3 separate regions of the Homo sapiens genome follow, and regions 1 and 3 are each linked to region 2. Evidence: read pairs that join two places in POLR2A ChIA-PET (ENCODE). Cell type or tissue: HepG2. All regions are shown on one strand. Each heading gives the region's core, and the rest is flanking DNA. Links, peaks and the distances in the headings are about the cores only. Region 1 overlaps LATS2 (large tumor suppressor kinase 2). Region 2 has its middle 36 kb from the start of SAP18. Region 3 overlaps LATS2 (large tumor suppressor kinase 2).

Region 1 (10,796 bases), core at 1,127-6,126, 73 kb after region 2:
AAATAAAATAAAAAGTGGTAAGCCATAAGAACAGAGTAGAAATCAGTTTGTATGTGAATTTAGTCAAATTGCAGCACATAGCTCTTACCTATAAAACAGAGTACCTAACCCATTAGAATGCAGTGTTGCTGCAACGTATTATCAACAGTATTGTTTTTATCCATCATTACTGCACATGGTAAGAAAACGGAAAGTGAAACCCTTAGGAACTAAGGCAGTCAATAGCACCAGGAGGAACCAGATGTTGGCTTTACCAGACAGCACATTTAAACAGCTATCATGAAATGGTTAAAATGACAAATTTTGTTAGTTTTTTAAACAATTTTTAAAAAGCTATTACAAATATATTCAGACAATGAAAGGGAAATGTGTCAGAATTAAGAGAAAATACAGGGTTAGTGATGCACAGACAGAAAATTTTTTTTTAGTCGAGGTCTTGCTCTGTCACCCAGGCCGGAGTGCAGTGGGTGCCATCACAGCTCACTGCAGCCTTCCCGGGCTCAAGCAATCCTCCCATCTCAGCTTCTGAAGTGGCTGTGACTACAGGCACACTTCGCCACGCTCAGCTCACTTTTTAACTTTTTTATAGAGACAGGGTCTCACTATTTTGCCCAGGCTGGTCTCGAACTCCTAGGCTCAAGTGATCCCATGCTCCCCCTCCCCAACTTCCCAAAGTGCTGGAATTACAGGCATGAGCCACCACACCCAGCCCCAGACAGGAAATCTTTACAGAGAAATGGAAACTACAAAAATGGAAACTCTAAACTGAAAAGCAAAATAGGTGAAAAAATTTTTATTGGCTACATGGTCTCAACATAACATTAGGTACGGCAGTAGAAAGAACCAGTAAACTGAAATATAAATTAGTAGAAATTACCCAATCCAAAAATCATAGAAAAAAATTGAACAGAAATCTCAGTGACTTGTGGGATGATATGAGGTTGTCCAGTATATGTGAAATTGAAATCCAAGAATAGAAAGGAAATACCTAAACATTTGACACAGTAATAGCTAAAAACTTCTCAAATGTGGTGAAAAGCATTCATGTACAGATCTAAGAAGCTTAATAAACCAAGAGCAGGATGAACACAGAGGAAACAACTCCTAGGCCTATCATATTTAAGCTAATGAAAGCCAAAGATAAAGACAAAATCTTGAAAGCACCCAGAGAAAAATGATGTTACATACAGAAGAAAGATAAGATTAAAAGCTGACTTCTCATTAGACAGTATAAATGCTGCATATATTGAAATGACACAAAGTGCTGAAGAAAAAAATACACCGAGAATTTTATATCTAGCAAACTGTCTTTCTGAAATGAAAGTGTCGTAAAGACATTTCCGGGGGAACAAAAATCTGAGAAAATTTGTTACCAGGGGACCTGTATTAAAAGAAATATTAAAGGGGTGGGTGTATGGGGGGAAAAATGCTAAAGGATATACAGGAAGGAATGAAGAGCACTAGAAACAGTAGATATCAATAAGTATAAAATACTAATTTATTTTTTATTTTCTTTCTTGTAATCTCTTTAAAAGACATCAATATTTAAAGTAAAAACAATACTTTATTGATAGGTTTATCATACCTATAGATCTGATATACAACACTATGAGTTGGGGGAGTTAAATGGAAATATATTATTGTAGAGTTCTTTTTCTTTTTTTTTTTCTTTTTTTTTTTTTTTTTTTTGAGACGGAGTCTCTCACTCTTGTCGCCCAGGCTGGAGTGCAGTGGTGTGATCTCAGCTCGCTGCAAGCTCCGCTTCCCAGGTTCACGCCATTCTCCTGCCTCAGCCTGCCGAGTAGCTGGGACTACAGGCGCCCGCCACCACGGCTGGCTAATTTTGTGCATTTTTAGTAGAGACGGGGTTTCACCGTGTTGGCCAGGATGGTCTCGATCTCCTGACCTCGTGATCCACCCGTGTCGGCCTCCCAAAGTGCTGGGATTACAGGTGTGAGCCACCACGCCCGGCCAGCAGAGTTCCTTTTCTAGTGTAACTCAAAATTAACATTTAAGTAGATTGTTGATATAGTTTGGATATTTGTCCCCACCCAAATTTCATGTTGAAATGTAATCCCCAGTGTTGGAGATAGGGTGTAGGGCATGGTGGGAGATGATTAGACCATGGGGGTGGATTTCTTTTTTCCTTTTTTTTTTTGAAGTAGAGTCTAGCTCTTTTGCCAGGCTGGGGTGCAGTGACTCAATCTCAGCTCAGTCCAACCTCCCCCTCCCAGGTTCAAGCAATTCTCCTGAGTCAGCCTCCTGAGTAGCTGGGATTACAGGTGCATGCCACCATGCCCTGCTAAGTTTTGTATTTTTAGTAGAGACAGGGTTTCACCATGTTGGCCAGGCTGGTCTTGAACCCCTGACCTCAGATGACCTGCCTGCCATCTCCTGACCTCATGATCCACCCACCCTGGCTTCCCAAAGTGCTGGGATTACAGGCGTGAGCCACTACGCCCATCCCCAATATCTTTTTTTTTCTTTTTTGAGACAGAGTGTCGCTCTGTTGCCCAGGCCACAGTGCAGTGGTGCAATCTTGGCCCACTGCAACCTCTGCCTCCCGGGTTCAAGTGATTCTCCTGCCTCAGCTTTCCGAGTAGCTGGGACTACAGGTGTGCACCACCACACCCGGCTAATTTTTGTATTTTTAGTAGCAATGGGGTTTCACCATATTGGCCAGGCTGGTCTCGAACTCCTGACCTCGTGATACGCCTGCCTTGGCCTCCCAAAGTCCTGGGATTACAGGCATGAGCCACCGCACCCGACATTCCAATATCTTTTATAAATGCAATATAAATCCAAACATCCTTACCAAAATATTAGTAAATGGCATTTGGTAAGAAGATGATACATCAGGATCAACTGGGATATATCCCAGATATACAAGGTTAAACATTAGAAAATCAATATAATTAATCATATCAACAAAATAAAGAATAAAACCATTTCATCATCTCAATAGATAGAGTAAGCATTTCAGAAAAATCCACCAGCCATTTGTACCAAAAGCTATCACCAAACTAGGAATAAAAGGCAACTTCCTCAACTTGCTGAGGGGTACCTCTGTAAAATCCACAGGTAACATCAACATGTAATGGTGAAAAACCAAATAACTTGCCTCTAAGATTAGTAATACAGTGTGATGTCCTCTTTCATCTTCTGTTGGAGGTCCTAGCTAGTGCAGTAAGGAAAGAAAAAAGAAATAAAAGTACACAGATTGGAAAAGAAGTATAACAATTTGCATTTGACATGATCCTTTTTATAGAACACCTTAAGGAATCTATTTTTAAAAGTTACCAGAACTAATAATTTCCTCTAATAATTTAGCATGGTCACAGGATACAAGGTCAGTATGCAAAAATCAGTAGTTTTTTTGTGAACTAGCAATGAACACTTGAAAGTTGAAATTTGGCCGGGTACGGTGGCTCACACCTGTAATCTCAGTACTCTGGGAGGCCAAGGCGGGTGGATCACAAGGTCAAGAGATCGAGATCATCCTGGCCAACATGGTGAAATCCCGTCTCTACTAAAATACAAAAATTAGCAGGGCGTGGTGGTGCATGCCTGTAATCCCAGCTAATTGGGAGGTTGAGGCAGGAGAATTGCTTGAACCCGGGAGGCGGAGGTTGCGGTGAGTCAAGATCGCGCTACTGCACTCCAGCCTGGTGACAGAACGAGACTCCAGAAAATTGAAATTTAAGATGCAGTTTCATTTACAGTAGTATTTAGAAATACAAAATACTTAGGGATAAATTTAACAAAATATGTGCAAGATCTGTACACTTAAAACTGCAAAGCATTGCTGATCACATTAAATATCAAAATAAATTACTGGGTATATACCCAAAGGACTATAAATCATGCTGCTATAAAGACACATGCACACATATGTTTATTGCGGCACTATTCACAATAGCAAAGACTTGGAACCAACCCAAATGTCCAACAATGATAGACTGGATTAAGAAAATGTGGCACATATACACCATGGAATACTATGCAGCCATAAAAAATGATGAGTTCATGTCCTTTGTAAGGACATGGATGAAATTGGAAATCATCATTCTCAGGAAACTATCGCAAGGACAAAAAACCAAACACCGCATGTTCTCACTCATAGATGGGAATTGAACAATGAGAACACATGGACACAGGAAGGAGAACATCACACTCTGGGGACTGTTGTGGGGTGGGGGAAGGGGGAGGGATAGCATTAGGAGATATACCTAATGCTAAATGACGAGTTAATGGGTGCAGCACACCAGCATGGCACATGTATACATATGTAACTAACCGGCACATTGTGCACATGTACCCTAAAACTTAAAAGTATAATAATAATAAAAAATAAAAAATTAATAAATAAATAAATGGAGAGAGTATGTTCACAGATCAGAAGACTCAATACTGTTAAGACGGCAGTTCTCACAGTTATCTGTGGATCCAGCAGAATCCAAATACAATCTCAGCAGGTTTATTTATTTTTTTTAATTGAAATTGACAAGCTGATTGTGAATTCATATGGCACTGCAAAGTACCTAGAATAGCAAAAGCAATGTTTTAAAAAAGAACACAGGTAGAGTCCTTAAACTACCTTACTTTCAAAACTGCTAGACCTGACTTTGGACCAGACTATTGTGGGTAGTCTCTAAAGCTAAGCAAGACAGTGTGGCATTGGCATAAGACTAGATAGACAGGTAGTGGAACAGAGTACAAAAATAGACCCACACTTACATGGGACTTACTACAATTGATTTTCAACACAAGTACCATGAAAATTCAATGAGGAAAAGGGCGGAGGTTGAGGGTTTTTGTTTGTTTTTTCAGCAAATGGTGCTGAGACAATTGGATAGTCTGATGAGTCAAAATTAACATTTACTCTGACCTCACACCATTCACAAAAATTAAGTCAAAATGGATTGTAGAACTAAATATAAAACAGCTAAAAACTTTGGGGAAAAAAGCATAGGATAAAATCTTGCAACCTTGAGAAAGGCAAAGATCTCTTAGATCCAACACAAAATTCATGGGACGTAAAAGGAAAACTGGTAGATTGGATGTTTACAAAATGAAAAGTCTTTACTCTTTAGAGGACATTAAAACAACAAAACTCAATCCACAGAATGAGAAAAAATATTACTGATACATATATCTGACAATGGACTCACATTTGGAATATATAAAGAACTAGAATTCAATAATAAAAAGGCAAACCTTTAAAAATGGGCAAAAGATTTGAGTAGACACTTCACAAAAATATAGAGGAATGTCAAATAAGCACATGAAAAGATAAGCAACATCATTCATCATCAGAGAAATGCAAATTAAAACCACAATGAGATACTACTATATACTCATTAGAAAGGCTAAAGTATAAAGGTCTGATAATACTAAGTAGTGGTGAGAATGTACAGCAATTGGAATTTTCTTAAAATTCACATAGAATTGTAAAGCAGTTTATTTACTAATGTTTTTTAAATTAAAAATTGACATGAGGTTTTGCTATGTTACCTAGGCTGGTCTCCATCTCCTGGGCTCAAACAATCCTCTTGCCTCTGTCTTCCAAAGTGCTGGGATTATAGGCATGAGCTATGGTGCCAGGGCAAAACAATTTAAGTCAAACATACCTACCGTATGTCTCAGTCATTCCTCTCCTATATATCTACTTAAGAGAAATGAAAACATGTCTACAAAAAGACTTGTACACAAATATTTATAGTAGTTTTATTTGTAATAGCAAAAAACTAAACAACCCCAGTGTCCATCAACAGTTGAATGGATGAATTTTGGCACATCCCTACAATAGAATGCTACCAACCAAAACAAAGAAACCCGAGGGACCACTTATACAACAGCATCAATGGGCTTCAAAATCATGCTGCACGAAAGATGCTGAACACAAAAAGTACATACTGCACAGTTTTATTTATTTAGTAGTTTAGAGAATGGTTAACTCATAGTGACAAAAAGTGGATAATTAGTTACTTAGGGTGGGGTGGAGGGAGGGAGTACTATAAAGGGGCACTAAGAAAATTTGGGGATTGATGGAAATATTCTGTATCTTTGGTGTGATGGTGATTTTACTGGTGTATACATCTTTCATACTTGAACGGTCCAGTTACAGTGGATGCAAATAATTCGTTTCCTTCTCTTCTTTCTTATGCCTAGAGGAGGGTGGGGCATCCGATGGGTATTCCAGGGATTGGTGTTGATTTCATGGGCAGCCCTCTTTATGGCCAGTGCTTTCAGAGGTGGCTTAAAGATGGTCAGGCTAGGTCTTGGGTGGAGAGTCTCTTGCAAAACATCAGGCAAAATCAAGGCCAAAACCAGGCTGTACTTTAAACAAACCTTATAACAGGGGTCCCTAATCTAGTCCTAGTCAGAGAGTCACGGTTGGTGAAAAAATCAACCCAGACGTACAGGGCCGTATGGCCATCAGTAGCATCTCCACAGCTCTGCTTTTTTCTAGCCTGGAACACTGAGGGGTCACAGCAATAATTTCACTTCCTCCTCCGTGCAGAGGACAGGAGACCTCACCATGTATGAACCAGCTGACCAGCATACATTTAGTATGTCCAAATAATGTTGTGAGCAGTGTCAGGCAAGATCTGAACCTGTCTGGGTCAATGAGTGCAGACCTAATGACGATGAGACAGAGTTTCATAGCATACTACCTCACGTGTCATGAAGAGGAATAAAACCTAAGTGATCCATCCTGCATGACACCAAAAGGTAGAGTTATTGAATAAGCTGGTACTGTTCCTTTCAAGAAACCCTCCACAGGTCTTCCAGAAAATGATCCCATGTCCGTGTCCGACCCCCTCAGGTGCCAACCAGAAACTCTTCCTCACTCATGACCATAATTTTTTTTTTTTTTTTTTTTTGGAGACGGAGTCTCACTCTTGTCGCCCAGGCTGGAGTGCAGTGGCATGATCTTGGCTCATTGCAACCTCTGCCTCCCGGGTTCAAGCGATTCTCCTGCCTCAGCCTCCCTAGTAGCTGGGATTATAGGTGCTTGCCACCATACCCGTCTAATTTTTGTATTTTTTTTTTTTTTTTTAGTAGAGACGGGGTTTCGCCATGTTGGCCAAGCTGGTCTCGAGCTCCTGACCTCAGGTGAGCCACCGCACCTGGCCCCGTGACCATAAATTATACCTCATTAAAGGTGTCTTACAGACTTCATGGGAGTAGCAAGTAGTAGATCAGCCATAAAGGAATACTGATTATAATTGATAGTAACCTGTTAAATATATAAAAATCAATGAATCAAAAAACAAAACCAGGCAAAAAGTTATGGGGGAAGCCTGGTCTGCAGGGCTGTACATAAATGTGCGTGTCTCTGGGCCTGGCTGAGCCTGTGGGGACAGCCCCAGGCCATGCGTGGCTTTGGAGGCCTTGAGATGGGGCTCATCTCAATTGAGGTGTGCAGTGAGTATAGGATACACACCCGATTTGGAAGACATAGTGCAAAAAAGAGAATATAAAATGTCAGTATTTCTAACATTGCTTACTTGTTGAAATGTTAATATTTGGATGTATTGGGTTGAAATATACATCTTTTAACATCAGTACTTTTTTTTTTTTTTTTAATGTGGGTATAAGACAATGGAAAATTCCACATGTGGCTCGAGTTACATTTCTGTGGGACAGCACGGTGCTGGTCAGTGATGACCGTCAAAGTGAGATGTCATCCGTGAGGCGCTATGCAGGAAGAGCTCCCGCAGGGCCATACTCAACTTTTAGATATGCCCTGGCGAGAACCGCCACTGAACCCCACTGAAAGTCCAGCCAACCTAAAAAGGGTTAACTTTTATATTATTTATTATCATTTATTATTATTATCATTCAGAGTCTCACTCTGTCGCCCAGGCTGGGGTACAGTGGCGCGATCTCGGCTCACTGCAACCTCCGCCTCCCAGGTTCAAACAATTCTCCTGCCTCAGTCTCCTCAGTAGTTGGGATTACCAGGCATGTGCTACCACACCCAGCTAATTTTTTTTTATTTTTAGTAGAGATGGGTTTCACCATGTTGGCCAGGCTGGTCTTGAACTCCTGACCTCAAGTGATCCCTCCCCCTCAGCCTCCCAAAGTGTCTGGATTACAAGTGTGAGCCACTATGCCCGGCCCATTCCTGTTATTTTTCAAGCTGTTTTTTCTTTTTCTTTTTTTTTTTTTTTTTTTTTTGCACAGCGAGACACTTTAACCTTTCTGGGGAAGGTCTGTAAACTCCCTGGGGGGCCCTTCCCGAGGATGCCTGCTTGTTTTCCAAAGCCCCCTGAGTTGTGTTTTGTTTTGTTTTTTCTTGAGAGGGAGTTTCACTCTTGTTGCCCAGGCTGGAGTGCAATGGTGCGATCTCGTCTCCCTGCTACCTCTGCCTCCTGGGTTCAAGCGATTCTCCTGCCTCAGCCTCCTGAATAGCTGAAATTATAGGCATGCGCCACCATGCCCAGCTAATTTTGTATTTTTAGTAGAGACGGGGTTTCTCCAGGTTGGTCAGGCTGGTCTTGAATTCCCGACCTCAGGTGATCCACGCGGCTCAGCCTCCCAAAGTGCTGGAATTACAGGCGTCAGCCACTGCGCCCGGCCGAGGTTTGTTTTTTTTTTTTTTTTTTTTTTTTTTTTTTTTTTTTTAAAGCCAGTCATAGAAAATGTGTCATTTGGTGGACCTCCCTCCCATCCTTTTGAAATCCTAAGACCTTGCTGTGTTATTGACCATCAATCTCAGACACTGTCTGGGCTCTCCGGCAGCGTGGAGAGTCCTGGCCCCGCCTCGAGAACAGAGGCCAAGGACGGGAAGTGCAGGGGTCCGTGTACTTGCAGTTGGGTTCTATTCTACCCACACGGTGTCTTACAAGTTTTTTAAAAATGTCTTTCCAACTTTTAAGAACCAAGAGCTTTCACACTGAAAATTGGGCCTGGAGAGGGGGCGAGCGCCTGTGGTCCCAGTGTGTCAGGAGACTGAGGCAGGAGGATGGGACGTAGTGAGACCCTATCTCTAAAAAGAAAAAAAAAAAGGAATTAAGAAAATTGGGTTTTTAGCATTCCTAGAAATGTAGAAGCCCTGAGCTGCGTCTCCTGTGTGGGAGCTGGTCCCACTCCCCGGCCTTCGGAGCCCTCGGAGCCCGGAGCCCTCGATGCAGCGCTATGGATGCCGGGAGCGATCTTTGGAAAGGAGTCCCCGGCTCGAGCGACACTGCCCCCCTGGGGCTCTGCAGGTGCATGCAGTGGGATTGCTGGGCTGGACTAGAGGGTGAGGGTGGCTTCCCCCACACCCCCTTTCCTGGCTAATCAGAGAAAATCAAAACACCCTTGCCCAAGCGTCCAGCTGGAGAGTGAAGAAGGGGAGTCTATTGCTTATTTGTATATGATGAAGATTATAGATGTGTTCTAGGAAACATGATTATTTCCTTTAAAGCAGGAAATAATCTGCAAAATCCCTTTATGAACATAATGAGGATCTTTTATTCTCTCGCAGGGTGGATAGCTCTGTTTATACCCACTCCAGTATTATAAAAACACATAAATCCCCACTCTCATATCTAAATTGGCCTTGTGTGTGTTTGCTTCATAGTCCTCATCTCTCTCCCCCTTCAGTATTACATTTCTGTGGCTCAGGCAGTAAACGCGGGATTCCTAAAAGCACTCTGACAATAAACAAAAAGCTTTCCTCTGACTTTGGTACAGTTCATTTGATCTTTTCAAACATTTTGAATGAGGGACAAGGTGTGTTTTGCGTGGTTAGAACAAGGGCCAGTGGGTCCAAGGTCCACCTGGACCAATCTTTGCAGGATACAGGAAGAACCTTCTAACCGTGCAGTACAAAAGTGAGATGTCAGGGATTTTAGGCTTTCGGGGCTAGTGGGGGTTGTGTTTGAGGAACTTGAGGCCATCTAGGTGCATGCATGGCCTTGAGCAATGGTTCTCAGTCCTGACTCAGTACATGCACTTAGGCATATACAGATATTCACACACATGCACACTCACACACACATGCACATACAAATACATGCACACGCACATATGCATACGTCCACACACATAGGCACACATGCATGCACATATTCACACACTTACGTAGTTGCACACATGTACACATGTATGCACACACAGGCATACATACACATCTGTTAGAAGTTCTGATTTAATTGGTCCAGGGTGGATTCTGGGCATTGGTATTTTTCAGAGCTCCTCCACAAGTTTGAGAACCCACGAAAATAGTCTTTTCTCCTATTTCATCTTTCTATTTCACCCAGGGCCCACTATACTTTCAGTTCAGTCACAAAAAAAAAATCAGCTCCTCTAACGAAGAAAGTGTGGAAACAGATAGTCTAAGTAAAGATTTTTGGTTTTTCTCTGTCAGAACAGCTTGAGAAGTCTGAGGAGCTTTCACCCTGTGCTGCTTGGTGACAGAACTGGTCTCTGTGGCACTGTGAAAGGTGCCCTGGGGCTCTGTGAGGGCTACAGTGCATAACTGCAGTGTGGACCCCAGGAGCAGCACTGTTCACAACAGACTGGACCAAGGGCATGCTCTTAGCCTCGCTGTTCTCTGCAGATTCACTTCATTATCTTTAAGCCACACATCAGTGGTTGGGAAGGTGTCCTCAATTCTTCAAAAATTAAGCTGCTGACCATGGGCAGCTTTGAGCAATGCTGACAAGAAACCTGAACGTCTTAACAATGTGAAATTTAAACACACTGGAGTAAGAACTTGGCAAAGGGTTTTGTTTTCTCCAGAAACTTAAACGTGCATATCAGAAATGCCTTTTACAAAGCTTTTTTTTTTTTTTTTTTTT
Region 2 (10,550 bases), core at 5,551-10,550:
GGTGGAGCTGGGCTTCCTCTGCTAGGGGCTAGGAACAGAACAGTGAGCAAGACTTAACTCAGGGCTGATGCCTTCTGGTCACAGGGCTGGCTGACCTCCTCAGAAGACATCAAACAAGTAGACAATTGTCATCGGGTGAAAAGCGCTATGCTAGGGAAGTTCAAAGTGTGGGGTTGGGGGAGGGGAACACCAGGGCAGCTTCATGGAATAAATGATTCTACATCGAGACTTAAAGGATAAATAGAGATTGCTGGGGGAAGGTGTGCAGGGCTGGCCTTCAGACAGAGTTGAATATATGTGCAAAGGACAGAGGATGGAATGCTTAGGGGGCTGGCTACAGAGGAGAGTTGGGGTTGGCGAGTGAGCAGGAGCCAGTTATAAAGAACATAGGAAGTCCCAGTAAGAAAGTTGTATGTTATCCCGAGGGCACCGGGAAGCACTTGAGGGATTTATCTATCATCTATTTTTTAAAGTTTCCTGGTTTATTACTTAAACCTACAATGAAACTGCCAATGAAAATTGTAAGATATAAACTAACTGTAAAAACGTGGGCCAGGCGCAGTGGCTCACGCCTGTAATCCCAGCACTTTGGGAGGCCAAGACGGGCAGATCACCTGAGGTCAGGAGTTCAAGACCAGCCTGACCAACATGGTGAAACCCCCATCTCTACTAAAAATACAAAATTAGCTGGGCGTGGTGGCACATGCCTGTAATCCCAGCTACTGGGGAGGCTAAGGCAGGAGAATCAGTTGAACCCAGGAGGCAGAGGTTGCAGTGAGCTGAGATCGCGCCACTGCACTCCAGCCTGGCCAACAAGAGTGAAACTCCATCTCAAAATAAATAAATACATAAAAATTTGCTATATCAAACACCATCAGTTTTTTTGTTTGTTTTGTTTTCTCCTTTTTTTTTTTGCAGAGATAGAGTGTCTCACTATGTTGCCGGGGCTGGTCTTGCACTCCTTGCTGAGCTCAAGCAATCCTCCCATCTCGGCCTACCAAATTGCAGTGAGCCACATGCCCAGCCAACAGCCACTTTGGAAGACAGTTGATGGTTTCTTAGAAAACTAAACATACTGTTACTATACAATCCAGCATTTGTGCTTCTTTGTATTTACCAAAATAAATTGAAAACTTATGTCCACACAAAAACCTGCACATGGAATACAGCAGCTTTATTCACAACTGCCAAAACTTGGAAGCAACCAAGATGTCCTTCTGTAGGTGAATGGATAAACTGTGGTTCATCCAGACAATGGGATGTTATTCAGTGTTAGAATGAACTGAGCTATTAAACCATAAAAAACATGGAGGAACCTCAAATGTATATTGTTAAGTGAAAGCAGCCAATCTGCAAAGGCAACATACTGTATGATTCCAACTCTGACAACCTGGAAAAGCCAAAACTATGAATCACACAGAAAAGGTCTGTAAAAAATACACAAGAAAGAGGAATCTGAGTCCCATCAACAAGGATGGAGAAAGGAGGCGAAGCTTTACCTTCTTCCCCTCTGTATTATTTGAGTTGCTTTTTACAATGGGCATGTAATATCTTTTTCCTGTTTTAATTAAAATTAAATTAAAATTACATTTGTAAGCTGATTTATTGCTTACAACATATTGTGGACATATGCATTTGTAATGGGAGCAGGGTATTTCATCCCAAGGATGTACCAAAAATATTAACTTAGACTCCATTTGATTTGTCTCTAATTTTAAAAATTTCAAATAAGGTGGGAGAAGTATTCTTTTTTTTTTTTTTGAGACAGAGTCTCGCTCTTTCGTCCAGGCTGGAATGAAGTGGTGTGATCTTGGCTCACTGCAACCTTTGTCCCCCTGGGTTCAAGTGATCCTCCTGCCTCAGCCTCCCAAGTAGCTGGGATTACAGGCATGCACCACCGTGCCTGGCTAATTTTTGTATTTTTAGTAGAGACAGGGTTTCACCATGTTGGCCAGGCTGGTCTCGAACTCCTGACCTCAGATGATACACACACCTAGGCCTCCCAGAGTGCTGGGATTACAGGTGTGAGCCACCATGCCCAGCCTGAGAAGTATTCTTTTACATAATCTCTGCATACTGAAACCTTGGTTCTTATCATGGACATTTTCAAATATATGCAAGAATAGAGAGAATAGTACTATGACCCCACAGGTATCTCATCAGGCTTCAACAAGTATCAAGTAGCGGTATGTCCTGGTTCATTTCTACCCCACCTACTTTCCCAATCCCAGATTATTTTGAAGAAATCCCAGAAATAATATACTTTTATCCATAAATATTTCAGTGTCACTAAAAGATAGGATTCTTCTAAAAACATAACCAAAATACCATTATTATACATAATTTTTTAAAACATTAATCCCTTGAGATTACCAAATTGGAAATCAGTGTTTAAATGTCCAATTGTCTCATAAAACTTTTTTAGTACATTTTTTTTTCTAATCAGGATCCAAATAAGAGCCCTATGAGTCCTGGTTGATAAGCTTCTTAATTAGTTTTTTTGTAGCAGCTTGATTGACGTATCATTTCTATTCCATAAAAGTCACCCAACTTAATTTTCTTTTAATCCATAAATTCGCCCTCTCTCTCTTTTTTTCCTCGCAAATTTTCAGATGAAGAAGCCAGGTTGTCTGTCCTGTGGAGTTTTTCGGCTCCTGGACTTTACCAACGGCAGCCTCACTTCAATGCTCACTTGGCAAGTTCCCTATATTTCCCAGAAATTGATTGAGATGCTGCGTCAGATTTAAATTTAAAACTTTTACAAAAACACTTCACCAGTGGTGGTGTGCACTTCCACACAGAACATCTGCTCGGTTTTGTGTGCTTTGTGTGTGTGTGCCATTGGGTAGATCTCACACAAGGGCGGCACGTGGTGGTACTCTCATTTTTCTGTTCTTCATTAATCAGCTGGATTACTTTGTAAATAGGAGCTGCCCCTCTGTCAGCTCTCTGATTACCCAGTAGTACAGTTCATATTGGAAGCACAGAATAAATACTTAACTGCTTTCCTTTTATTTGCTGGTTTTCAAAATTAAACGTTGGTTCCTAGCATTCTTCAAGGGTGAGCAACAAAGTTGTGGTCATCATTGTTTTTAGTCTCTTTTTGAATTCACAGATTTAGAAATTTTCAAATGTTTCCTTAGCCAGTGGCACTTTCAACTCCAGCCAGGGACTCACTGACATGGGCCTGTCAGTGTCTGATGGCTTCCCTGCCGCTTGGCACAAGGAGTTGTTCCAGGCTCATTTACACCCACTCACTCTGAACCCCAATGTGTCACAGACAAAAGAAGGCAGAGGGAAACTAATAAATAAAATTAAAAAAAAAAAAACCACAGCAGCTTAACTGGAAAAAGCACTGGAGCAGGAGTCAGAATTTCTAGGTTTAAGTTCTGACTCTCTAACCTGTTAAGTATTTCATTTTAGATAATTGGTAAACTCTCTTCCTTTTTACTTTTTTCCCATTTGTACTGTTCCAACAGCAGAAACAACACAGCAGTAATAATGATGACACCAGCCACAGTGGGGTTTTGTTGTTGTTGTTGTTGTTTTGTTTGTTTGAGACACAGCGTCTTGCTCTGTCGCCCAGGCTGGAGTGCAATGGCGTGATCTCAGCTCACTGCAACCTCTGCCTCCCGGGTTCAAGTGATTTTCCTGCCTCAGCCTCCTGAGTAGCTGGGATTACAGGCGTGTGCCACCACGCCCGGCTAATTTTTATATTTTTAGTAGAAACAGGGTTTCACCATGTTGGCCAGGCTAGTCTTGAACTCCTGACCTCAAGTGATTCGATTGTCTCGGCCTCCCAAAGTGCTGGGATTACAGGCATGAGCCACTGTGCCCGGCCCCAAATCTCCTTTTTTTTTTTTTTTTTTTTTTTGAGACAGAGTCTCGCTCTGTCCCCCAGGCTAGGTGCAGTGGCCGCGATCTCAGCTCACTGCAAGCCCCGCCTCCCGGGTTCATGCCATTCTCCTGCCTCAGCCTCCCGAGCAGCTGGGACTACAGGCGCCCGCCACCACGCCCGGCTAACTTTTTATTTTTAGTAGAGACAGGGTTTCACCGTGTTAGCCAGGATAGTCTGGATCTCCTGACCTCGTGATCCGTCCGCCTTGGCCTCCCAAAGTTCTGGGATTACAGGCGTGAGCCACTGCGCCCCGCCCAAATCTCCTTTTTAAACTATATTGGCTAGTGCCAGTGAAAATAAGACTGGTGAAGATGGATTTCTGGACATAGCACTAGAAAGCATGTAGGGAAACAGGCACACCCACAGAGTGCCGTGTGGAGGGCAAATCAGCATGACCTTCCGGAAGGTCACTAGACAACTGTAGCAAACTTTAAAAATGTACATTCTGGGCCGGGCGCTGTGGTTCATGCCTGCATCCTCTCTCTTCCTCGCACTTAAGCTACCTGGTGTGTTTGTGGATTGACTGTACTCTGTTGCCTGACTCCTCAAAGCCGAGGCCTCTGTTTGCTGCACCGCCCCTCCCTGGCCTCCAGCGCGGCACCTGCTCCATCAGAGATTTGCTGAATGGGCAAATGAGTGCACAGAGGAGTAAGTCTCTTGGTGGTAGCACCGGTGATTTTCCTTTTCTTCCTTCTAGAAGGAAGTGTGTGCTCCAGTGTGAATGTTTGTGTGACCCCAGCCCCATTCACGTGTTGAAATCCTAACCCTCAGTGTGATGGTAGCAGGAGGTGGGGCCTGTGGAAGGTGATTAGGTCATGAGGGTGGAGCCTCCATGAATAGGATTTGTGCCCTTATAAAAGAAGCCCCAAAGGGCCACAGCTTGCGAGTCGCGGCGGCAGGGTCGAGTGGGTGGCGGCAGCTGACAGGCACTCCTCTCCCGATGGCAGTGGCTGGTGCCCAGCGAGGCGGGCAGCCACCAGCTCGCGTTCCCGCGCCCCAGCTCGCGCTCCCGCGTCCCAGCCCGCGAGGCGCCAGGGCTGCGCCAGGGCATGGAAGAGGGGCTAATGGACGCGAATTAATGAGGGTACCTACCACACGTGCAGCGCTGTGTCTCGCTGAGTTTTCTGAAGTTTCCTCCAAATAGGAAGAAGACCTCGGAAGAGATATTTCAGCACCTGCAGAACATAGTGGACTTTGGCAAAAATGTCATGGAGTTTTTGGGGGAGAACTATGTTCATTGTGGGGAAGTTGTTCAGCCACCTTTAGAGTTTGTGAAACAGCTTCGTTTAAAGATACAATCTGGGCCGGGCGCGGTGGCTCACGCCTGTAATCCCAGCATTTTGGGAGGCTGAGGTGGGCGGATCACGAGGTCAGGAGTTCGAGAACAGCCTGGCCAATATGGTGAAACCCCCGCCTGTACTAAAAATATAAAAGTTAGCCGGGCGTGGTGGTGTGTGCCTGTAGTCCCAGCTACTCGGGAGGCTGAGGCAGAAGAATCGCTTGAACCCGGGAGGCAGAGATTGCAGTGAGCCGAGATTGCGCCACTGCACTCCAGCCTGGGCGACACAATGAGACTCCATCTCAAAAAAAATTAAAAAATAAAAATAAAATAAAGATACAATCTGAAAGACCAGAGTCTCACTGTGACAAGGACCTGGACACTCTCAGTGGTTACAGTATGTGCCTTCTCCATTTAACCAGACTTCAGACCTACCACTTTTCAGAGCACCATCGGCCGATTCTGTGTGTAGAGATTAAGCCAAAACGTGGGTTTATTCCTTTCTCGAGTGATGTCACGCATGACTGTCGTTACTGTGACAGACCTTTTTTTTTGGAAACCGAGTTTCGTTCTTGTTGCCCAGGTTGGAGTGCAGGCTGGAGTGCAATGGCATAATCTCGGCTCACTGCAAGCTCCGCCTCCCCAGTTCAAGCCATTCTTCTGCCTCAGCCTCCCAAGTAGCTGGGATTACAGGCACCTGCCACCACGCCCAGGTAATTTTTGTATTTTTAGTAGAGATGGGGTTTCACCATGTTGGCCAGGCTGGTCTCGAACTCCTGACCTCAAGTGATCCGCCCTCCTCGGCCTCAAGGTGCAGCAGTACTGCATCACCATGACTGCCAAGGACTGCTCCATCATGATTGCACTCTCTCCGTGTCTGCAGGATGCCAGATCTGATCAAAGGCCTGTCATCCCTTCATCAAGGCCCAGGGTTGCTTTCTCCATGTCTGTGGTGGACCTTGACCTCAAGCCCTACGAGAGCATTCCCTATCAGTATAAACTGGATGGCAAGATCATCAACTACTATTCAAAGACTGTACGTGCCAAAGACAATACCATGATGTCGACTCGGTTCAAGGAAAGTGAAGATTGCACATTAGTTCTCCACAAGATCTAACTTTTTCCCTGCAGTGTCTTTGAAACTTGAACATAGAATGTGAAGGTTGAATGATAGAGCTATTTTCTGTTGGGTTGGGTGACCTTTGGTTGTGAATGTTTTTGCTTTTAACCCCTGTTGAGGTGGGATTGCCTCTTGGAGACATGCATTTGAAGAGCACTAGAAACATCTTCCTGGAAAAGAAATGTAGGACATGAGTGCTGTGTCCCAGGAAGCTGCTCTCATTCTTAAAATGGAAGTGTCCGTTAAGCCCTGGGAAGACCTTCTGGGTAGTTCTTCCTTCCCAACCAGTGCTCGTCTCTGATTATCTAATGCGAAAAGCCTTATTCTAAGACCTAAGGTTTGATCTGCTACCACCAGACTCTTAACATAGAAAACTTGACTTGTCACATACATTTTACAGTTTGGACTTTTAAGAAAACATGGATACTACTGGAACTTTCCCCAGCTGAGTTACATGGTCACTTTTTCAGTGCAAGCCACATATCAACACAGGTTTTTAGGTGGTACCTTGCTGCAGAGCATGACCTCACAGTCATGCAGATGCCAGTTCTGAGCAATGTAGACTCAGGGTCCCTGTGGAGGTGCTGAAGCCCACAGCTCCAGGTGGGGCAGCAGGGAGTGCGAGACTCAGGTCAGGATGGACACCACTCATGCGAGCATTGACCAATTTTTTTGCTTTACGATTTTATCTTTCACATGAGGGGGAGATGAGGTGTTCTTTCCCACTGGAAATTGCTGCTGTAGAAGCTGGAGGTGGAGCTGTGACTGGCTGAGCTGCTGTGTCCGGGCAGGACAGTGTGCCCTGACAGCTCACTGCTTTCCTGACACTCCGGTGTTTGGGGTGGTTGAGGAGCTAGTTTTCTCTTCCTCCCAGACCAAGTTCCTCCCTCAGGTTTGCCTTGAAACAAGTTGCGTTTTTGGGCCCCATGGCCTCTCCCTGTCAGGCTGCCACAGGCCCTGCTTCCGGAAGGTGAACAGCTCCTGTCTGCTGCCGAGAGGTTTCTCGTTGGGGTCACCAAAGTGTGCCCGGCTGCTATGAAAAACGTTGGGAAACTTGGTTTCAGTTTTTTACTCTAGGCTAGGTTGTACAGACTGATTATTTATATCATCGTTTTGAGGGACTAGTGGAGGCTTATTGTAACATATAATATTAGTGAAACCATGGAATTATATGAAAATGATACATGAGAAATAAGGAAGCTATTTTGCTGACTGTAAATTTGGGGGGGGGGATATTTTGTGATAACTTGAGAATTATACTTGTTTGAATAAATAAAAAAAAAAAGAGGCCCCCAGAGACCCTCACTTCTTTGGCCATGTGAGGACACAGTGAGGAGAGGGCTGTCTAGGAACCAAGAAGTGGACCCTCACCAGGCATGGAATCTGCCAACCAATGCCTTGCTCTTGGACTTCCCAGCCTCCAGTAATGCCAGAAATAATTTTCTTGTGTTTATTTTGTTATAACAACCAAATGGACAAACACATACTTTCCTTCATTTTCCGAAATGTTTTACAATGATTATATATTGCCATTATAATAATTTTTTCAAGACAGAATAAAGGTACTGTTTGCCTGGGCTGCGAGAACAAAGTGCCATTGTACACGAGGTAGCTTAAACAACGTTTACTTCCCCCACAGTTCTGGAGGCTGGAAGTCCAAGATCAAAGTATGGGCAGGGTTGACTCCTGCGGCTGGGAGGGGAATCCGTTCTAGGCTTCTCCCCCAGCTTCTGGTGGTTGCTGGTAACCTTCGGTGTTGCTCAGCTTGTACAAACATCACCCTGTCTCTGCCTATCTTTGTCCAGATAGCCTCTTTTTTTTTTTTTTTTTTTTTTTTTGTTGTTGTTGTTGTTTGAGTCAGAGTCTCACTCTGTTGCCCAGGCTGGAGTGCAGTGGGGTGATCTCGGCTCACCGCAACCTCCACCCCGGGGCTCAAGCAATTCTCGTGTCTCAGCCTGCCAAGTGCGCCACCATGCCTGGCTAATTTTTTTGTATTTTTAATAGAGATGGAGTTTCACCATGTTGGTCAGGCTGGTCTCGAACTCCTGACCTCAGGTGATCTGCCTGCCTCGGCCTCCCACAGTGCTGGGATTACAGGTGTGAGCCACCGTGCCCGGCCCAAATATCCCCTTCTTATAAGGACACCAGTCATATTGGATTAACCTCATTTTTTCTTGATTACCTCTGCAAAGACCCCATTTCCAAAAGAGGTCACATTCTGAACTTACTGGACGTTAGAACTCCAACCTTTCTGGGAACACAGTTGAATCTCTAACAAAGATATTTCCTTAAATTGAGAAAAAATGATAGATTTCTGACATTTAATTGTCAGAAATGTGTGGAATTTTAACCCGTGCATGAAAATAAGACATTTCCCTGGAAACATGAACAAGTTTTCTTAAGACTGATGCTTTCACTAATGTCTAAAGCTGTCTGAGAAGATTTGGGTCACAAATTCAGGACAGCATGACAGGAAAGCACATCTTTTCAGAAGACGCTTTTCCATTTGCTTTAATTCTCCACCACTGAAGCATCCCGTGCCTGCGGGATGGGCCTCGCTTTCTCTGAGAAGAGCTGAGCCAGGTCACCACCAGAAGGGCCCTCCTGTGCCGTGGGGGCATCAAGGTGTCCAGGAAGCTGGGAGTCCTCAGCAGTCAGTACTTGTCCCTGCACCGCAGCGAGGAGAGGCTTGCTCTGGAAGAGCTACTTGACCTTATTAATGCTTTCCCAGCTAGGGCTGCTGGGAAAACTTTTCTTTTTTCCCTTAGAAGATGCTTTCATTTTCAAGAAAATGTCCTTAATATTACATATATACAGACACAGGCACACATGCCGGTATCTATCTTGAAGTTATCAATACATGCATATTATCTATTTATTTATTTTTTAGAGATGGAGTCTTCCTCTGTCACCCAGGCTGGAGTGCAGTGCCACAATCACGACACACTGTGGCTTCCAACTCCGGGGCTCAAGATCCTCCCACCTCAGCCTCCCAAGTAGCTGGGACTACTGGCACGCACCACCACGCTGGGCTTATTTTTTATTTTTATTTTTTAGACACGCGGTCTTACTTTGTTGCCAGGCTGGTCTCAAACTCTTGGCCTCAAGCAGTTCTCCCACCTCAGCCTCTCAAAGAGTTGGGTTTACAGGTATGAGCCACCGCTCGGCCTTAAATGTATAATTTTATATAATAAATAACATACATATATAACCTTTTCTACAAATATAGAATGAAACTAACTTTTGGTAATCTCCTTTTTAAAAAACTTTTCTTTTCTTTTCTTTTTTTTTGAAACGGAGTTTCGTTTTGCTGCCCAGGCTAGAGTGCAGGCAGGAGTGCAATGGCATAATCTCGGCTCACTGCAAGCTCTGCCTCCCCAGTTCAAGCCATTCTCCTGCCTCAACCTCCCAAGTAGCTGGGATTACAGGTGCCTGCCACCATGCCCAGGTAATTTTTGTATTTTTAGTAGAGATGGGGTTTCACCATGTTGGCCAGACTGGTCTTCAACTCCTGACCTCAAGTGATCTGCCCTCCTCAGCCTCCCAAAGTGCTGGGATTACAGGTGTGATTAAAAAAACTTTTCATTAGAGTATAACATACTACAAAAATAAAAATAAAAAATAAACATAATAACCTCCTTTTTACACAATATATAAAAAACATTTTGGGGGTTTTGTTTGTGTGTGTGTTTGTTTGTTTGTTTCTTTTGTTTTGTTTCAGACAGGGTCTCACTCTCACCCAGGCTGGAGTACAGTGGCACGATCTCAGCTCACTGCAACCTCCGCCTCCCACCTCAGCCTCCGGAGTAGCTGGTACCACAGGCATGCACCACCACGCCGGACTAATTTTTTGTATCTTTAGTAGAGACGGGTTTCACCATGTTGCCCAGTCTGGTATCGAACTCCTGAGCTCAAGCAATCTGCCCAACTTGGCCTCCCAAAGTGCTGGGATTACAGGCGTAAGCCACCGCACCCCTCCTAACAAGCATATTGACATGTCATTAAATCTGCTATAGCATGATGTTTTATAATTCTGTAGTATTCCACTTTGTGCACATACCACCTCTCTAGGCTTCTTCAATTGCCTAAGGTCAAACAACTTTCTGAACAGCCGCCATGAATTTCATTTCATCAGCTGGACCTGTGGCTGAAGGTCCCGTATCTTCTTCCACACCAGTGTATCCAAATTTGTGGTTCTTAGGACTACCTGTATCAGGATCACCTGGAACTCTAAACAAGCATGTAGATTTTTG
Region 3 (9,637 bases), core at 2,241-7,240, 62 kb after region 2:
AGCAGAGCTTAAAATCTTCTCCTGTAAATCACTTGCAGACAAAGGAGGCAAACCAAGCCCCTGTGTTCTTTGCGGTTGTGTTTCAGCTGTGAGAAAAAGAAACAAGTCAAGCAAATAATCCCAAATACAGGTGGGATCTTATTAGGGTAAAATCCATTAGTGATAATTATAGTGCAAGAAGTAATAAAGCCAGTGCTGTTTCCAATACAGAAACACAAATACACTAAAAGTAAGGATCATGACACCGATGAAGTTTCCATCAACATTTAATTTATGTTAATTGCTAGCAGAAAGGCCTCCATTTACCATATTTAATGCCCTTGAAATAATTCATTCAGTTTGGTGTGTGGTGTTACTTTATAACTTAAAACAGCTGTGCCTCCACCTTTCCCCTCCAACTCACACTTTTCTTGGCCTAGATAAAAAATGTATTTGCGTTCAGAAAATTCAGGTAGGAAAGTCATTATGTGAACCCAAATAATAAGAGAAAAAGATAACCGTACCTTTAGAGTTGTATGCATCAGTTTGTTAAAAAGATGATTTGAATTCAGTATAATAGAGTTCTTTTTTTTTTTTAGACGGTGTCTTGCTCTGTTGCCCAGGCTGGAGTGTGGTGGCGTCATCTTGGCTCACTGCAACCTGGGCTCCTGGGTTCAAGTGATTCTCCTGCCTCAGCTTCCCATGTAGCTGCGATTACAGGCACGCAACACCACGCCTGGCTAATTTTTGTATTTTTAGCAGAGACGGGGTTTCACTATGTTGGCTAGGCTGGTCTCAAACTCCTGACCTCAAGTGATCTGCCTGCTTCGTTCGGCCTCCCAAGGTGCTGGGATTACAGGCGTGCGTCACCACGTCTGGCCGAGAGTTCTTATTGTTGCAGCTTTACCCCTTTCACTCCTACTGTTTTTTGTTTTTTGGTTTTTTTTTTGAGACGGAGTCTCGCTCTGTGGCCCAGGCTGGAGTGCAGTGGCGCAATCTCGGCTCACTGCAACTTCTGCCTCCCAGGTTCAAGCAATTCTCCTGCCTCAGCCTCCTGAGTAGCTGGGATTACAGGCACCCACCACCACGCCCGGCTAATTTTTTGTATTTTTAGTAGAGACGGGTTTCGTGTTAGCCAGGATGGACTCAATCTCCTGACCTTGTGATCCGCCCTCTTAGGCCTCCCAAAGTGCTGGGATTACAGGCGTGAGTTACCATGCCCAGCCACTCCTACTGTTTTGTCTGTTTAAGAGGGTTTTGCTCTGTTGTACAGTCTGGAGTGTGGTGGTGAGGTCAATGCTCACTGCAGCCTCGACCTTCCAGGCTCAAGCAATCCTCCTACCTCAGCCTCTGAAGTAGCTGGGACTACAGGCGTGCCACCACGTCTGGCCAGTTTTCAAAATTTTTTCTAGAGATGGCATCTCACTATGTTACCCAGGCTGGACTGGAACTTCCAGACTCAAGCGGCCTTAACCTCCAAAAGTGCTGGAATTATAAGTTCAAGCCACCACACCCAGCCTTAACTTTTAATTAAAGTAAAATTTACTTTAAAAGTGCACAATTTCTAAGCACACAGCATAGTGAATTTTTGCATATTAAACCCACCCATGTAACTAGCATGTTTGGGTATATTTTTAATTAAAATACTTTAAAATGGAAATTTCTGGAAAAAGTAAAAGACTCAAGGGTATTTTCTGTGTAAGGATATAATGTGTATGTCAAATGATATGTTTATTAGTCTTTTGCACATAAATTACTGAAAACTTACAAAAATTCCTGTAGAAAAAAACTAGGCCACTAGATTAATATTTCTTATGGGAGGAGCTGCTCTTTAAATATAGATTTAAGGAATTGGAAAGGTAAGTTTTTTGGTTATGAGTATCATATTTTGAGCATTGGATAGTTATTGGCATAAGTGATCATTTAAGTTTGCATTTAAATATGCAAAATATTTCTGTTCTGCGGAAGCCTGGGACTTGTTTTCTCTCTGGTTGCAGTGGGTTATAGGGGGAACATCTGCATGGTGTGGGTAGGTGGGGGTGTCGTCAGCTCACTGCACTCACTGTTCTTAATTATAGCACTCAGGATGGTGCCTATGAGTCCTGTGAGGGTGAGGTTCCAATTCAGTAACTCCCAGGGGAGGCCCATGGCCCCCTGGACCCCTTAGAATAGCAAAGCACTTTATCACATGGTGTCCCCTCTAGGAAGACTTATGTGAGAACTTTGTTTGGATGCGAGTGCTAGGAAAGGGTTCTGCTTTCCTTGAGAAACTGGCATGGGCTTTTTCTCTGTGGATGACCTGTATCCTGCCTGTCCACCCTCCCTCTGATCTGCTGAGGGGTGCCCAGTCTGTGGCTCAGCATTGATACATTTTCCTGGTCCTGAATATTGTGTCAGCTGTAATTTCCTAATCCTGATTAATCCAGTTCTTTCCCCCCACTTTATCATGTTTAAGTGATTTAAAACTTTAATGGAATGAGGTTAGGGAAGAAATGTAAACAAACAAACTGATAAACTGATTATATTAGATCAAATAAGGAAGGGCATAAAGAAGACAGCCAGTGGTCAGGATGTGCACTGAGAGGCAGCCTTCCTGAGAACAGTGTCCACACCAGCTGCTCAGTGAATCAGGGGCCATCTGCTTAATAAGAAAAGGGAGTGGGCCAGGCGCGGTGGCTCACACCTGTAATCCCAGCACTTTGGGAGGCCAAGGCGGGCAGATCATGAGGTCAGGAGGTCGAGACCATCCTGGCTAACATGGTGAAACCCTGTCTGTACTAAAAATACAAAAAATTAGCCGGGCATGGTGGCGGGCGCCTGTAGTCCCAGCTACTCTGGAGGCTGAGGCAGGAGAATGGTGTGAACCCAGGAGGCGGAGCTTGCAGTGAGCCCAGATCGTGCCACTGTACTCCAGCCTGGGCGACAGAGCGAGACTCTGCCTCAGAAAAAAAAAAAGGTGAACACATGCCTCAAGGGGGAAGTAGAATGTGATTGTTCTCTCAGTTTAATGTCTCTCTGGGCCTAATAATTTAAAAGGACTCAGATTCCTCAGATAAGAATTCTTTTCTCATTTCCATCCTCATAGGGGTTGCTTCTCCTTTCCCTCATGTCTGTGGGGCATGGAGTTTATCAGGGTCCCTCTCCCCTCCTCTCATTCCCTGGGCATCCATACATGGCTGCCCCCCACGTCCCTGGCAGCTGGCCAGCCTGACTCCCACCTTGGCTCTGCTGCAGCTCCTGGGGCCTCCCAGACCCTGGTCTTATCCTCCCCACATGCTCCCCTCTACAGAGGAGCTCTCTGCAGTGTCTCAGCCACACAGCATGGCCTCCCAGACAGCTCTTCCCGCTTGCTTACTTTGGGTCTCTCTGACATATGATTTCGTTGGTTGGAAGTATCACCACCTATCTGGATTCTAGTAGCTTCTGTGATTCCACTCAGATTCCTTTTTACACAGGCTCTTCCTGGTTCTTCCACCTGGATCGAGCTGTTCCTATTCAAACTTCCACAGCAAAGACATTTCTTTCTTTTTCTTTTTCTTTCTTTTTTTTTTTTTTTGAGACAAGGTCTGTCGCCGAGGCTGTAGTGCAGTGGCGCAATCTCGGCTCACTGTAGCCTTGACCTGGGCTCAAGCAATTCTCCGCCTCAACCTCCAAAGTAACTGAGACCACAGGCGCACATCACCATGTCTGGCTAATTTTTCTATTTTTTGTAGAGACGGGGTTTCACCATGTTGCCCACGGTGGTCTTGAACTCCTAGTCTGAAGCGATACGCCTGCCTCAGCCTCCCAAAGTACTGGGATTACTGGCGTGGGCCACCATGCCTGGTCAGAAATTTCTTTCTTTCTTTTTTTTTTTTTTGAGATGGAGTTTCGCTCTTATTGCCCAGGCTGGAATACAATGGAGCTATCTCGGCTTACTGCAACCTCTGCCTTCCGGATTCAAGTGATTCTCCTGCCTCAGCCTCCCAAGTAGCTGGGATTACAGGCATGCGCCACCACGCCCAGCTAATTTTGTATTTTTAGTAGAGATGGGATTTCACTATGTTGGTCAGGTTGGTCTCGAACTCCTGACCTCAGGGGATCCACTCACCCTCAGCTTCCTAAAGTGCTGGGATTACAGGTGTGAGCTGCCTTGCCTGGCCTCAGAAATTTATTTCTAACCCCAAGGATGCTCCATGCATTGGGCATTGTGTTGGCAGATTGTCATGTTCCCGTCTTGCTCTCCCTGTCTTAGGCAGTGTCTCTGGAGGCCTGGATCTTGGGAGTTTATCCCTCTGTGCCCACAAGGCCTCCCATGTTGCAGAGCATGTGCTCAATCAGTGCTTGCTCACCAGTGAAAGTTCTGTGTACTAGTCCAGCCAAAACCCTCACCTCAGTTGTCAGACACTGGAAAAGATGCTAACCAGAAATGCAGATCTCCTCGGGATATTTATTTGGCTTAATTCTAACAATATGCATCACCAAAAAAGCTATAGAGAAATGGTAACACTAATCTCCTAGCCCTTTGTCTTGGTGACAAGATCCTGCCACAGGATTCTTCATTGTACTAAAGATATTTTGCTAATGAAAAAGATAAAAGGAATTTAGATAACATGTACATTTCCTCTTTCTCACTTCCTCTTGAAAGGGAACCACCGTTTGGTGTTACTGAACACGCGTGCTGAAATATTAATAAGAGGAGAAGGAAGAAAGAAACACTTAAGTTTAGGAATGTCGGTCATGTAACAGGAAATTGTATTACAATGGCTTTTGGGTGTAGCAGTTCCTTGCCTTTTCCCCTTTTTTTTTCTTAGTGGCTTTCAAATTAAATTTGGCTCTTCCAGAAGGCACACCACATACCTTTTTAATGTAGGAATTTAAATTACTTTGACAAGACACAAGCAAAGCATACCCCTCTGTGTCATAATCCCCTCTCCCCTTAAGCCTTGCTCCTAGTTTTTGTTTTTGTTTTCTTGAGATGGAATCTCACTCTGTGCCTAGGCTGGAGTGCAGTGGGGTGATCTCAGCTCATTACAACCTCCGCCTCGCGGGTTCAAGCAATGCGCCATGCCTCAGCCTCCCGAGGAGCTGGGATTACAGGCATGCACCACCACGCCCGGCTAATTTTTTTGTATTTTTAATAGAGACGGGGTTTCTCCATGATGGTCAGGCTGGTCTAGAACTCCTGACCTCAGGTGATCCGCCCGCCTCGGCCACCTGGTAAGACTGCTGTTAACATGTTGGTATAAAACTGCACAACTTTTTTCTAATTACAAAAATAGATAAAGCTTTGCACAGTGGCAGTGTCATAGCCAATGAAGTTTGTCCAAGGTGCGATTATTGCTAATTGGAAACTTTCCAATACCCCACCATAACAACTTGAAATGTAGTCAGCACTGGCGATTTTTGACAGTCTCTACAGAGACTGAAAAGAAAGAGAGAGATAAAATAGGTGGGGTGCAGTGACTCACACCTGTAATCTCAACAGTCTGGTCGGCTGAGGCAGGAGGATTGCTTGAGCTTATAAGTTCAAGGCCAGCCTGGGCAACAGCAAGACCCTGTCTATTTTTTTAAATTAAAAAAAAAAGATGGAATTATATATTAAACTATATAATACATATACCACACACACACTTTTTGTGTAACAGAATTGAGGTCCTGTAGCCCATCAGATCACCCCAGTCAGTTCTCCTCGGAAGCACCTCATGCACTGGCCTCTCCTGCCCCCGGTACAGGCTCCACCTTTGCTCCTGGGATCTTGGTGGCTCCTGGTTGCCCCTTCTGCGTCTTTCTCCGGCCTTCCCTGCACAGTACCCTCCTCAGTCTGATTTGTTTTGTTTCGGTTTTTGAGACAGGGTCTTGCTTTGTCACCCAGACTGGAGTGTGGTGGCATGATCATGGCTTACTGCAGCCTCGACCTCCTGGGCTCAAGCGGTCCACCCAGGTAGCTGGGACTACAAACGTGGGCCACCGTGTCTAGCCCCCCTCATTCTGAAAAGGGAAGATTCTGTCATTTCCCTTCTGGAAACCTTTTCTCTGGCCTCAGGATGGTGCCTGGGAGTTGGCGGACAGGACCCACCTGTAGCTGCAGGATCCCAGCTGCTGGCAGGCCCACCCTGGCCCTACCCGCCCTGGTCCTGACCACCCTGGCCCTGCCCACTCTGCCTGTCTCTCAGGCTGCCCAGTGCTGGCCCTGCTGCGGGACCAGGCCCACTTCTCCCTCAGGGCTCATCTTTGGGTCTGTGATTCAGAAAAGCCTTTTCTGAGCCTCCAGTCAAAATTAGGTCCCTCGTTCTCTCCCGTGACACCATAATTTTCTCCCCCAGTGTTTATCAGAATCTGCTGTTAAGTAGTTTGTGCGTCTCCCTTTGTAGATTTTAAGGCCTGTGAGACAGTGGCTTTGTTCTAGTCGCCACTTTCTAAGACCCAGAACTGTGCAAGCTCTCAAAAACACCTAACAGAGAAGCACAGAGACAAGCATTACGTCATAAACATTTTCATTCCATTGAATAGTCTTTTAAAATATGATTTTTAAAATTATTATGATTTTTGAGATGGAGTCTTGCTGTGTTGCCCAGGCTGGAATGCAATGGCATGATCTGGCTTACTGCAACCTCCCCCTCTGGGGTTCAAGCGATTCTCCCCCGTCAGCCTCCTGAGTAGCTGGAATTACAGGCACCCACCGTCATGCCTGGCTAATTTTTGTATTTTTGTAGAGATGGGGTTTCACCATGTTGGCCAGGCTGGTCTAGAACTCCTGACCTCAGGTGATCCACATGCCTTGGCCTCCCGGAGTGCTGAGATTACAGGCCTGAGCCGCCACACCCGGTCCTAAAATATGATTTTTAACATTTGCATTGTATTCCATTGTTCAAATAGATGTCCCATAATTTATTGTAAAGAGCTGGTCATGAACATTCTTCTACACACCTTCTTATGGATATTACTGACTTCCTTAGAATACATTTTAGGAATGGAATTACTAGCGTAAATGTTGAGAGCATTTTTACCATTCTTATTTGTATTGCCAAGTGGGTTTTTAAAAATCATTCAATTGAATTTATACTTCCAACCCTGCTAACGATGAATATTATCACTACTACTACTAAAAACTAGAAGCAACTGTCAGTTTAATAGTTGGCTTTTTTGTTGTTGTTTTTTGTTGTTGTTGTTGTTGTTTTGAGACGGAGTTTTGCTCTGTCGCCCAGGCTGGAGTGCAGTGGTGCCATCTTGGCTCACTGTAACCTCCGTGTCCCAGGTTCAAGCAATTCTCCTGCTTCAGCCTCTTGAGTAGCTGGGATTACAGGCACGCGCCACCATGCCGGGCTAATTTTTGTATTTTTAGTAGAGACGGGGTTTCACCATGTTGGTGAGTCTGGTCTTGAACTCCTGACCTCGTGATCTGCCCACCTCGGCCTCCCAAAGTGCTGGGATTACAGGCGTGAGCCACCGCAAGGGCTGGGCTTTGTGTTCTTAATTGCAGTAATGGATGTGTGTGATAATAGAAAGTGGTAATAGTTCTCCACTTTTAAGTACTAGAAAGCTCTCATTTTGGCGGTGAGTAGGGAGGCTCTTATTAAGTGCCTGAGACTGGACCCACTTTCCTGTTAAAATGGGCTTTTGGCCAGGCACAGTGGCTCACACCTGTAATCCCAGCCCTTTGGGAGGTTGAGGTGGTTGGATCTTGTCAGGTCAGGAGTTTGATAATAGCCTGGCCAACATGATGAAACCCTGTCTCTACTAAAAATACAAAAATTAAGCCAGGTGCGGTGGCTCACGCCTGTAATCCCAGCACTTCGGGAGGCTGAGGGGGGTGGATCATCCGAGGTCGGGTGTTCGAGACCACTCTGGCCAACATGGTGAAACCCGTCTATTAAAAATACAAAAATTATCCAGGTGTGGTGTCACACGCTTGTAGTCCCAGCTACTCAGGAGGCTGAGGCACGAGAATCACTTGAACCTGGGAAGCAGAGGTTGCAGTGAGCCAAGATCGTGCCACTGCACTCCAGCCTGGGCGACAGAGCAAGACTCTGTTCCCCGAAAAAAGGGGAAGGGGGCTTTTGAGGAAATGCCTTTTCTCTGCTCCCTGAATGACTTACCTTTGTGAGTGGCGCAGGTCCTAGGTGGGCTCTAGGAATCACTGGCTACTTGCGTGCTGTGGTGTTGGTCCCTGCAGCCCTTTGGGAGCTGGGTCCCTCCACTGCGAGCAACCTGCTCTTCTATCCCAGTGTGCAGTACAGATATTAGCATTTTTTATGTGGGCTATAATGTGAAAAATATTGGAGATCATAAATATTGTTCACTTAATGCCTGTTGTGTCACACCAAACGTTTACTGCTGAGATTATTTGCTGTCATGTGGTTGTAGAGATCTAGGCGGGAACTCATGTACAGTCTAGATTGATGGTTTTTGTTGCCTGGAACCCCAATTTTGCCTGGCTTGATGGATGGGGCCCTGGGAGAGGGGCTCCGAGTTCTGGGTCTCCAGTCTGCATGCAATTCTGTGTGGGGGCTTCATTTAAACTGTTTCTGTCATTGCCAAACCATTTGTGGATGTAAATAGAGAAAACCAACAAGGATGTAAATAGGGGAAAAACCAACAAGGAAATAGAATGTTTTATGGCATTTAACAATGCTCTCTTTTAGAACTATTTTTACTAGGGTTATGATGAATTTCAAAATTAAAAAAAAAATGCCACATCCATTATCATAGTCACTACCCAGCTTCTCTTTATTTTGGCCTTAAAATTTACTTGCCAGAAATTCATAGCTCTTGAATTAAAGCCACATTCATCATGCAATTTTTTATATATTAGGTTTTACTCGTTTTAGATTTCTTTTCTTGCTTTTTTGTTTTGTTTTGGTTTTGTTTGGTTTGTTCTTGTCAATAGAGATGGAGTCTTGCTATGTTTCTCGGGCTGGTCTGAAACTCCTGGCCTCAAGTGATCCTCCCGCCCTGGCCTACCAAAGTGTTGGGATTACAGGCATGAACCACTGTGCTCAGCCCCATCTTAGATATATTTTGTAGTAGTGTATTTAGAGGGGAGATTTTTTTCATAGTTAAATTTTTACAATTTGTAATCTTCTATAATTGACTTATTTGTTAGCGGATGCCTTTTTTTTCCTAAGAGTTCTTGATGACTTTCCTGTACTGTGGGAAACGGCAGGAAATTCTTCTCCCCTCTGTATCCTCCCCCAGCAACGAGCCTAGCTGTGTAGGCTCGGCAGCGGCCCCAGGTGTCAGAAGCAGACAAGCACTAAATCAAGCTACTGGTAGCTGATCCCACTGCAGAGGCCTAACCCCCAGAGGCAGAGTAAGAAGGATGCTGAAGATGAGCAGGCTGTGGTGGCACGGCAGTCCACAGTGTCATCAGGAATAGGCACCTTCTCTCTCTATCTGCCACCCTTAGCAAGTGACTCCGTCTTGGCGTGCACCAGACGGCACCTCTGCAGTGGTGTTCCAGGTCTGAGCCAGGGAAGGACGTGCCGGCTCTGGCTCTGGCTCTTTTGTCAAGGAGCTTCCCCAACACCTCCCCGGTCAGGACCCAGTTACTTGGTCATGGGGGTTTAAGCAGCCTTGGAAATGTGTACTTCACCTGGGCACGTGGCCACCCCAATGCAACTGGGCACTGTCAGTAAGGAAGAAAGGGAAGCTGGACCTTGGTTAGAAAGCCATAGTG

Evidence for each region. Peaks named below come from ENCODE experiments on the same cell type or tissue, not always from the same donor. Only the 100,000 strongest peaks of a DNase experiment are listed, where the experiment ranks them.
Region 1: POLR2A ChIA-PET joins it to region 2 with 5 read pairs; 2 of 35 experiments call an interaction of 5 or more read pairs at or near these places.
Region 3: POLR2A ChIA-PET joins it to region 2 with 5 read pairs; 2 of 35 experiments call an interaction of 5 or more read pairs at or near these places.

What each region holds. Positions count from the first base shown.
Region 1 is chr13:21,021,485-21,032,280 of GRCh38, reverse strand. All of the region lies in intron 2 of LATS2 (large tumor suppressor kinase 2), which reads left to right. Among named protein-coding and RNA genes, the nearest start is that of LATS2, 35 kb to the left of the region's middle. In HepG2, for the core only: no CTCF peak of the experiment used is centred there; no DNase peak of the experiment used is centred there.
Region 2 is chr13:21,098,741-21,109,290 of GRCh38, reverse strand. It overlaps the pseudogene IPPKP1. Among named protein-coding and RNA genes, the nearest start is that of SAP18, 36 kb to the left of the region's middle. RefSeq lists a silencer at 7,078-7,245. In HepG2, for the core only: no CTCF peak of the experiment used is centred there; DNase peaks (open chromatin) are centred at 6,100, 7,030 and 7,980; H3K4me3 peaks cover 826 bases.
Region 3 is chr13:21,034,275-21,043,911 of GRCh38, reverse strand. The region is part of intron 2 of LATS2 (large tumor suppressor kinase 2); the gene reads left to right. It also overlaps the pseudogene RNU4-9P. Among named protein-coding and RNA genes, the nearest start is that of LATS2, 22 kb to the left of the region's middle. RefSeq lists enhancers at 5,520-6,508, 7,600-8,424, 9,425-9,637. In HepG2, for the core only: no CTCF peak of the experiment used is centred there; no DNase peak of the experiment used is centred there.